Linked DNA regions of Homo sapiens: region 2 is linked to region 1. Evidence: read pairs that join two places in POLR2A ChIA-PET (ENCODE). Cell type or tissue: OCI-LY7. All regions are shown on one strand. Each heading gives the region's core, and the rest is flanking DNA. Links, peaks and the distances in the headings are about the cores only. Region 1 holds the start of LOC286437 (a long non-coding RNA gene). Region 2 overlaps FAM199X (family with sequence similarity 199, X-linked).

What was found. Peaks named below come from ENCODE experiments on the same cell type or tissue, not always from the same donor. Only the 100,000 strongest peaks of a DNase experiment are listed, where the experiment ranks them.
Region 2: POLR2A ChIA-PET joins it to region 1 with 5 read pairs; 5 of 35 experiments call an interaction of 5 or more read pairs at or near these places.

The regions. Positions count from the first base shown.
Region 1 is chrX:104,119,881-104,125,272 of GRCh38, reverse strand. All of the region lies in intron 1 of SLC25A53 (solute carrier family 25 member 53), which reads left to right. It overlaps LOC286437 (a long non-coding RNA gene), which reads left to right and starts at 641. Exons shown (of 1, transcript NR_039980.1): 1 at 641-2,968. In OCI-LY7, for the core only: no CTCF peak of the experiment used is centred there; DNase peaks (open chromatin) are centred at 2,272 and 2,862; H3K27ac peaks cover 1,207 bases.
Region 2 is chrX:104,171,893-104,177,284 of GRCh38, reverse strand. FAM199X (family with sequence similarity 199, X-linked) reads right to left here. Exons shown (of 6, transcript NM_207318.4): 2 at 1,443-1,662. Among named protein-coding and RNA genes, the nearest start is that of FAM199X, 8.1 kb to the right of the region's middle. In OCI-LY7, for the core only: no CTCF peak of the experiment used is centred there; no DNase peak of the experiment used is centred there.

The DNA of each region.
Region 1 (5,392 bases), core at 242-5,241:
AAAAGAACAAGAATAGATATGTTTGTGTTTGTGTAAAAGCCGAAGAACACACCCCAGACCAGACTGTGGGAAGCTGGGGAACTTTCACTTCTACTTATTCCCCTTTCTGTGTTTGAAAGTTGTTTTTTGGCCCGGCGTGGTGGCTCACACCTGTAATCCCAGCACTTTGGGAGGCTGAGGCGGGCAGATCACTTGAGGTCAGGAGTTTGAGACCAGCCTGGCCAACATGGCGAAACCCCATGTTTCTACTAAAAATACAAAAATTATCTGGGCATGGTGGTGTGTGCCTGTAATCCCAGCTACTAGGAAGGCTGAGGCAAGAGAATCGCTTGAAACCAGGAGATGGGGGTTGCAGTGAGCCAAGATCACGCCATTGCACTCCAGCCTGGGCGACAGTGAGACTTTGTCTCAAAAAAAAAAAAAAAAAAAAAAAGGAAAAAAGTTATTTCTTTTTAGTTGAGCGTGTGCTACACTAAACAATGTTACAATACATTTTTAAATTGAATGTATTTTTTTTTTGAGACAAGGTCTTGCTTTGTCGCCCAGGCTGGAGTGTAGTGGCATGATCATAGCTCACTGCAGCCTCAACTTCCTGGGCTCAAGTGACCCTCCTGCCTCAGCTCCCCAAGCAGCTAGGACTACAGGCATGTGCCACTACGCCTGGCTAATTTTTTCATTTTTATTTTTTGTAGAGATGGGGTCTTGCTGTGTTGCCCAGGTTGGTCTTGAACTCTTGGCCTCAAGCAATCCTCCTCCAGAGCCTCCCAAAGTGTTGGGATTACAGGCATGAGCCACTGTGCCTGGCCAGAAATTGTTTTGAAAGGCTAACCAGTAAAACATTAACCAATTTACAAGAGAAAAACAGCCCCATCAAAAAGTGGGCAAAAGATACGAACAGACACTTCTCAAAAGAAGACATTTATGCGGCCAAAAAACATATGAAAAAAATCTCATCATCACTGGTCATTAGAGAAATGCAAATCAAAACCACAATGAGATACCATCTCATGCCAGTTAGAATGGCAATCATTAAAAAGTCAGGAAACAACACATGCTGGCGAGGCTGTGGAGAAATAGGAACGCTTTTACACTGTTGGTGGGAGTGTAAATTAGTGCAGCCATTGTGGAAGACAGTGTGGCGATTCCTCAAGGATCTAGAATCAGAAATACCATTTGACCTAGCAATCCCATTACTGTGTATATACCCAAAGGATTATACATCATTCTGCTATAAAGACACATGCACATGTATGTTTATTGCAGCACTATTCACAATAGCAAAGACTTGGAACTGACCCAAATGCTCATCAGTGATAGACTGGATAAAGAAAATGTGGCACATATACACCATGGAATACTATAAATATATAAAAAAAGATGAGTTCATGTCCTTTGCAGGGACATGGATGAAGCTGGAAACCATTGTTATCAGCAAACTAACACAGGAACAGAAAACCAAACACCACATATTCTCACTTATAAGTGGGAATTGAACAATGAGAACACATGGACACAGGGAGGGGAACATCACACAACGGGGCCTGTTGAGGGGTAGGGGGCTAGAGGAGGGATAGCATTAGCAGAAATACCTAATGTAGATGACAGGTCGATGGATGCAGCAAACCACCATGGCACGTGTATACCTATGTAACCTGCACGTTCTGCACATGTATCCCAGAACTTAAAGTATAATTTTAAAAAAAGGGAAAAAAAGTAAAAAAAAAAAATAAACAAATCAGCAAACTACACAGAAGAATATTAGAACAATTTCTCTCAAATTTCTCTTCCATTGAGCTTCCTGCCTGACCCTAGAGCTCCCTCACCTCTTTGGCTTACCAGCTCCCATCCTTCAAAGTTTCTGAGTTATTCTGTGGGGAATTTGAGCTACTCTCTTCCTTTAGGTCCAGGCCATCTCAGCTAGGTCCAGAGAGCCTCACTCACCTCCCCAACTAAGCAAGCATCCCTGGAGGTATGTTCTTCATGCAAGGGCAGTTCCTGAGAGAATTTATTTGGTTAGCTCATAAAGGGATTATATTGTTTTCCCCTGCACATGAGAGAGAGTAGCTGAAGTCTACTGACTTTAATGAAATTCTCTGTGAAGAGTCTGGGAGGGACGGTTTAGGTAATCCATCTACAAGGGTGCTCAGAGAGTTTGGAGCGAAGCGATTGGTGTCGTTATGATGGCATTCTATGGCACAGTAGTTACAGTGCACCAGGCACTCTTTTAAAGACTTCTCAAGTGTTCATTCATTTAATTCTTACCACAACCCTGTGAGGGACTTCCTGTTATTGTCTCCGTTTTACTGGTGAGGAAGCTGAAGCAGAGAAGTTAACTACTTTGCCCAAGTTCCTTTCCTCCTTTGAGGATAAGGAGCCAAAGGTTCAGGAATGCCCAAATCACATCCCTCTTCTTGTCCAACCACCCAACCTCTCCACAGGCAACCTGATCAGCCACCTTTATACAAAGTACAGTATTCAGATTGGAATAAAAATATATCTCCTTGACTCCCTGCTCTGAGAGGTATTTCTTCTCAGACTCCCAAAAGCTGGATTGAGGAACATGGCTTAGTTGGTACAGTATAGCAAAATGTCCTGCTTGTTGAAACTGAATTTGTGATTATCTTCTTTTTCCTCAAGAAGTCATTGAGGGCTGTTGTATCCCTATAAAAGGAGAATTTAGAGTAGCCAAATAAAAGGGGGCTGAAGTAGTCTCATTACGGAAAAAGAGAGTGTGAGCAGCCTTTTAGTAATTGATTGCCTCAAGATGTGGTATTCAGCCAGGGTGAAGGGAAAGTAGTTGGGGCTGTGGATCTGGAGGTTTACAGAAGCCTTTACCCATCCTGAGACTCAGTTCTGCTGTTGGTCTTCAGAGAAGTGTCTGCACCTGCTGAGAAGAAATCACACCACTGCACTCTAGCCTGGGCAACAGAGCGAGACTCTGTCTCAAAAAAAAAACAAAAAAAAAAAACAAAAAAAAGAAATCAGACATCTAAATATGTACAAAAAACTAATAAACCTCTGGAAAAATGGACTCAGAATAAAGACATATACAAATAAAAAATATTTGGAATGCGTACTAAATGCCACTGAATTGTACACTTTAAAATGGTCAAAATGGTGAATTTTTTGTAACTTTTACCACAATGAAAATTTTGGAACAAAAAGGGGGGATAGAACTATGGGTAGAATACAGAAGAATCAGGCCAGGGATGATGGTTCACACCTGTAATCCCAGCACTTTGGGAGACTAAGGCGGGAGGATCACTTGAGGCCAGGAATTTGAGACCAGCCTGGGCAACAGAGTGCGATTGCCATCTCTACCAAATATCTATGTTCATATATATATATATATATATATATATATATATATATATATATATATATATATATATATATATCATACCATTTGATGTGATGTCTAGTAATTGCTTTAAAATACTTCATCAAAATGTGGGGGATGAGACAAATTATGCAACATATTGATAATTCTTGAAGCTGAATGATGAGTACATGGGGATTCATCATTCATTTTCTATAATTTCATGTGGGTTTGGAAAGTTCCATTGAAAATGTTAAAAACAACCCGCTCCTCCTGCCAAATCATTTGAAAACTTAATTTGGGGAGTTTCTTAGAGCTGAGTTGACCTTTAAATATTATTAAGTATTAAAGTCTCTAGTAGCTCAGAGTTAAAGGGTATTCCCAGCAAGTTTAAGAGATGAGGAAGGGCCCTGAATGTGAGCCAGAGCTACTAAAGTAGGATGTGCCACAGGCCACCTCTCTTTCTGCTCTGGTTCCTGTGAAACATAGTGCTTGTTCCAGTAACGTCACCTCTAGGAATGTATCCTCAGGAAATAATCGTTCACATGTGCAAACCTGTATGTGAATAAGGATGCTTTTCTCAGTGGGTTTATAACAGTGAAACAAGGAAACAAGGTAATGAATGGCTCTAAAGAGGCTGGTTTAATAAATCATGGATACAAGTAAATAATTGGATTTAATGCAGTTATGAAAAATAATCTAAACACCTTGGACCTCAGTTGCCTGGTTTTTAAATGAAGAAAGCCAAAGAAGAATTGTATTCCTCAACTAGTTTTAGGAGGCCAGCAAACCTTTGATACCAAAATCTCACAAAGACATTATACAGAAAGGAAAATTACAGGTGAATCTCTCTTACAGACATAGATCTAAAAATCCTAAACAAAATATTAGCAAATTGAATCCAGCAATATATAACAATTGTAATAAATCAGGACCAAATCTTGTTTATTTCAGGAATGCCTGGTTGGTTTATTATTAGAAACCCAAATAATGTAATTTAGCATTTTAACTAATAAATGAGAAAAAAGCATATATAATAGATACAGAAAAAGCATTTCATAAAATTCAGCATCCATTGATTATTTTAAAAACTTATGGTAAATTAGGAATGGAAGGAAACATTTTTAAACTGATAAGTGGTATTTACTAAAAACCTGCAGCAAGCATCCACTTAATGTTGAATTGCTCAAAGTGGTCCCTTGAGTTCAGGAATAGGACAAGAATGTCTCTTCTCACTAGTTGTACTCTAGGTCCCAGTCGATGCAGTAAGGTAAGAAAAAGAAATGTATATGGATTGGGAAAGAAGAAATAAAACTACCATCATTCACAGATGACATGCTTGTGTATGCAGAAAATTCTAAGGAAGCTACAGATTAAAATTATTAAGAGATTAGCAAAGTCAGTGTACAATATCAACATCAAAAGACCAGTTATATTTCTATATACCATCAACAAGCCCTTAGAAAATGAAATTTAAACCAATATTTAATTTATAGTAGTATACACAATTACCTTGAACTAAATGTAATAATAGACGTACAAAACCTCAAGCAAAAGTTATGAAGCTTTGTTGACAATGTCAAGTGTTTGTGAGGATGTGGAGCAACAGGAACTCTCAAACATTGATGGTGGAAGTGGGAATTGGTACAACTTTGATATACAGTTTGGTGGTATCTAGTGAAGTTGAAAATATACACAATCTATGAGCCAGCAATTCCTCTCCTACATATATACCTTGTGTGTGCACATATGTACCAGGAGACATTAAAAACATGTTCTTAGCAACATTTTTCATAATTGTCCCCAACTGGAAACAGTCCAAATGTCCACCGACAGTAAAAGGATAATTTCTTGTAAAGTCGTAGAATGGAAAGCTGTAACACAATACTGAGAATGATGAACCGATGCCGCATGCAACCAGGTTGAATCTCAGAAGCATAATTGTAAGGGCAATGAGCTGGATATAGAAGGATATATGCATTATAGTTCTATTTACATAAAGCTCCAGAAACAGTAGTGTTTGGGCATCTATATTTGAGTGGTAAAGCTATAAAGGAAAGTAAGAAAGCAACA
Region 2 (5,392 bases), core at 75-5,074, 52 kb before region 1:
TATGGTACAACATGGATGAACCTTGAAAACATTATTCCAAGTGAAAGAAGCCAGACACAAAAGGCCATATATTCATCCATTGATATGAAATATCCACAAAAGCAAATCCATAGAGAAATTAGATTAGTAGCTGCCAGGTGATAAGGGGGAGGGGAGAATTGGGACTATGTGCTAATGGGTATAGGATTTCTTTTGGGGTTGACAGAAATGCCCTGGAATTAGCGGTGATGGCTGAACAACTGTGAGTATATTAATAACTACTGAATTATACATTTCAAAATGATGAAAATGGTGAATTTCATCTCAAATTTTTAAAAAGTTTAAAAATGTTTTAATCCAAATAATATGAAAAACAAAAATGGAAGGGTTGTGAATTACTTTTTTTCTTAAAAAAAAATCTCATCTTTTCAGTGTAGCATTGTTTATAACAACAAAAAACTGAAACCAACCGAAATAGCCATAATTAGGAAATGGATTAAGTAAATTATGATCCAGTTATGGAAAAGAATGAGATGTGTTAGCTGAAAAAAAGCATAGGGCCAAACAGTGGATGAAGTATAATCCCATATGTTTTTAACAGTATGCAAACATACTTATATCTGCATAAGCTCCTAACAGTGGTAACCATAGTAGAGTGGGACTTGGAGACTTTTTTAAATTTGATGCCATTCTGTATTATTTGAAAGCTGTTTGAAATTATAATATTCAATCCCTCTTTTGGAATAAAACTTCAAGTATTCAGATGGCTTTCAAATGTAGCAGACATTCGAGTTTATCTAGCGAATAAAATCTTTGCTGTAGGCAGGGAAAACGTCTTTAAATGTTTTATTGTTTTTACAATCAGAATATGAATGTTGTAATAACACAATCTAAATTTTCTGACAAACTGCACTTATTATAAGGCAGGATTTTCAAACAATTTACCACAAAGCCATTTTACATGGTATATATGCCACAAGAAAAAAGTGTCAGGCGAAAAACATGTCTACATACAAACAGAATACAAAATGAGAAATTATATATTTCTGATGACAGAACCAAAAATCATGTATTTATGGTAATAACAGTTTATGATATTAGGTACATAATGTGACTGATATTTGTCCTATAAGGACACAAAAGCTATTTATTATAGGGTAGGAAGTGTAACTTTGCTTGGATTCATGCACAGAAAGGTACCGATAATATATAATAATGGTAATATTACGCAAGTATTAAATAACATAAAAATCTACAAAAGGATATCTATAGCATCAAAAAGGTACATTAGCAAAAATAAAGATATCCCATCCAATTCTTAACCTTAAAACATGTCAGAGAATCTCCAGGACTGGATAAACATTAGAGAAATTTACTTTGAAGTAGAGATGAAAATATCAAAAGAAAAGTTTATACTTCTACTTCGGTAGTAACAATGTCAAGAAAAGGACAAAAAAACTTACCTGCCATTCAAACTCGCTATCTGACCAATCCCAGTAAGTGCTAATAGAAGAAGAGACATCACTGCAGACACTCCCCTCAGGAAATAAATCAAAAGAAGTGAAGTCCTGATCATCTAACAGGGAATAGCAATCATCTTGATCTCCAACAGACACAGATGAAAACAGCTCCTCACTGCCTTCTGAGCTGGCAACACTTGTTCCACAAGAAGTTAGGTTCCACCTTCAAAAACACAACACGAAAGAAATCAAGAGAACTACAGAATCCATACAATTTTAAGATATAATTAACAGGACATATTTATAACATTTATAAGGAATGTGAGGTTTTTTGTATTTTTAAAAGAGCCCCTACCTTTTAAGGAAATATACTAAAATATTTATGAATGATACATGTCTAGGATTTGCCTCAAAATAAGGCAGGGGTTGGGGAGTGGATAGAGGTACAGATGAAGCATGATGCCGTATATGAATAAATGTTGAAGCTGGGTGACAGGAACATGGGGTCCATTACACTTTTCTCTCTACCTTTGTAGCTGTCTGAAAATTTTTGTAGTACACTATTTTAAAAGAAAGTAGTATTTAAATTAGGACTAAAGTAAAATCTTCATCCATAAACAAAGCATACAGCATAGTGGTTATGAGTAAGCTCTGGAATCAGACAGTTCAAATTCTTGCTCTGTCACTTCCTAGCTAATTGATTTTAAGCAAATAACACTCTCTCCAAGTCTGTGTCCCAATGGAGGTATCGTGATGATCACATGAGAATGCATACACAGCACTTGTAGCACACATAAAAAGTGCCCAATATATGACAGCTATTATTATTGTTAAAGGAAGAGTGGGGCCATTGCAGGGCAGAGAAAAGCACTAACAAGCATCTACACAGGTAGATGTTCAAGAAGTATTTGTTATATTTAAGTAACTTTTTCATATTAATGCTGTACAGGCTCATTGCAAAGATGTTGGAAAGAAAGGAATGAATAATAAAATGATCAATAATTCCATTATCCAGCAATAACTAATCTATAATATTTTGGTAGTTTATTTTTATGTGCATACATATTTTTTACAGAATCAGCAACCATTCTGTGTATATATATTTTAGTATATTGCTTTTTTCACTTAACATTAATATGCTAAACATTTTCCTAAGTATATTACTTGAAAACATTTTAATGCCTATATAATATTCCATTGGCTAAATGTATCATAATTTATTTAACTTTATTCCCCAATGATACATAAGCTGTTTCTAATTTTTTAATATTAGAAATAATACTGAGATGAGCATTGTTTATAATTATTTATCAAAATATATTATCTCAGGATACAGTTGCTTGAAAGGTAAGTACTGAGTCAAAGAATATGAACATTTCTAAGGATCAATTTAGTCAACACCTTTCTGAAAGGCAGCATCAATTTATACTCCCCAGGGCAGTATATAAAAGTGCTCATTTCATCACAATCTTAACAGCACTAAAATTGCTAAAAATTTTTTTACCTATCTTATAGGACAGAAACTTCTTGCTTTTTTGAGACAGGGACTCACTTCTCTCATTGAGGCTGGAGTACAGTGGCACAAACACAGCTCACTGCAGCCTCAAACTCCCAGGCTCAAGCGATTCTCCCATGTCAGCCTCCAACTCCCAGGCTCGAGCGATTCTCCCATGTCAGCCTCCCAAGTAGCTGGGACCACAGGTGCAACATGCCCACTTAATTATTGTATTTTTTGTAGAGATGGGGTTTTGCCATGTTGCCCAGGCTCGTCTCAAACTCCTGAGCTCAAGCCATCTGTCCGCCCCAGCCTCCCAAACCACTGGAATTACAGGCATGAGCCACTGCACCAGCACAGAAACATTTTTATATCAAGTTTTATTTATTTAATTACCAGCAAGATCAAATTTTTAAATATTCATTAGCTATTTCGCTATGGTGTTTTCCTATGTGCTAATATTTTCATTACTAATTTTGTAAGAGTTCTTTATGTATTAAGGATATTAACATTTTGTCTACAGTATTTATTGCAGGGTTTTTTGGTTGGATCTTTTTTTGGTCTTGAAATCTATCAATCTGTTTTCCTTTGTAAATTTCCACTAGTTTTATACTATTAATAAGATAATCTTCATTGCTTTGCCAGTAGCATAGAGAATTAATCCTTAAGATAATTATTTAGTATTTCCAGTACTAACAAGCTCCTGAAGTAATGACTTCCTTATGAAAAGTCTGTTATTTACCTATTATTAGGTCGTGTCTCATCCTTCATTAAATCTACTGTTTCTTAAATTACGCACTTCATTTTTTTTAACTTCCTCCATTTTGTATGGCTAATCTTTTAGAAGTTCTTGATTTACATACAAAATTTGGACAACCTGAAAAACTTTATGGTACCTTTTCTTTTGAAGGTAGACCATTTTAAAACACTGAAACACACACACACTATTATAATTCAGTAAATAGAAAGTAGATGTCAATAAATTTTTATAGATAGTAAAAAAAATAAAATTCATCTAAGAATCCTAGAATATCTTGTAATATTACTTTCATCACATGCTCGCTAGGTGAACAGTATCCTCATTTTAGAAAAATTTTTAATTAACCAAATTATCCCAGGTCTTGCAATAAAAGTTATGAAGAGGAATCATACCCTGGTTTGAGACCAGTCTGGGTAACAAAGCAAGACAGTATCTCTACAAAAAGTTAAAAAATGTGCTGAGCAAGGTGGTGCATGTCTGTATTCCCAGCTACTCTCGGGAGGCTGAAGCAGGAGGATCCCTGGAGCCCAGGAGTCTGTGGTTATAGCAAGCTGATCCTGCCACTGTACTCTAATCTGAGCAACACAGCAAGGCCTTATCTCAAAACAAAACAAAAATACATTCTGGACACAGTAAGCCTTATCTACATTATGTCCTGAGCAAACTATTTTTCTCTTGTGTCTTCAAATTACATGTGATTTTTTTCCCTTTATTCATTCACTCATTCAACAAACATTTAGTCAGTATCTTCTATGTACCAAGTACTATGTTCGGTGCTAGGAAAAACTGTTAGATAATTGTTTTTAATTAGAATTTCTTTTTAGTTTGTAAAAATTCTGTAGAAATGTGTTTCTCTCCATGAGTAATAGTGACATTCCTTAAAAAAAAAAAAAAGATGCCATATTTAGTAATCTAACCATTAGATCACTGCCAAAGGAGTCAGGAATTTGCTTCATTTTGTGCTCTTACCTTTGGGCAAAGTCAATGTGTTTCTCAGATTTGTAATCATCACAAGGTTCTGAATGTTCTTAGAAGTCTTTGTCTTTTGTTTTTAATTATCAGCAGCAAGTAAACCGGGCTCATAATTGAACAAATCATTCATAAAATAGAATAACAGTATTTTTTACTAGTAAAGATTGTAACATTTTTTATATCTTCCTTTTTTTTTTTTGAGTCAGGGTCTTGCTCTGTCAACCAAGGCTGGAGTGCAGTGGTGCGACCATGGCTCACTGCAGGCTTGACCTCCTGGGCTTGATTCATCCTCTCACCTCAGCCTTCCCAGCAGCTGGGACTACAGGCACATACCACCACGCCTGGCTAATTTTCACATTTCTTTTTTTTTTTTTTTTTTGGAAGAGAAAGGGTTTCATCACGTTGTCCGGGCTGGTTTCAAATGCCTGGGCTCAAGCAATCCTCCCACCTTGGTCTTCCAAAGCGCTGGGATTACAGGTGTGAACCAATGCACCTGGCAAAATTTTTATATCTTCTAATTTGCAAATTTTTAAAATCATAATTTTAAGGCAATATAGATAAAAACAAAGTAGGAAGTACTTTCATCCATTGCCAGTGACAGTCTAAGTTGACATAATCTTTCTTAAAAGCAATTTGGCAGTACTATGTACATCTAGACGTTTAAAAAGGTTCATTCATTTGGAATCAGTAATTCCCCTTCTAGGATTGTGTTCCCTTCCCCAAACA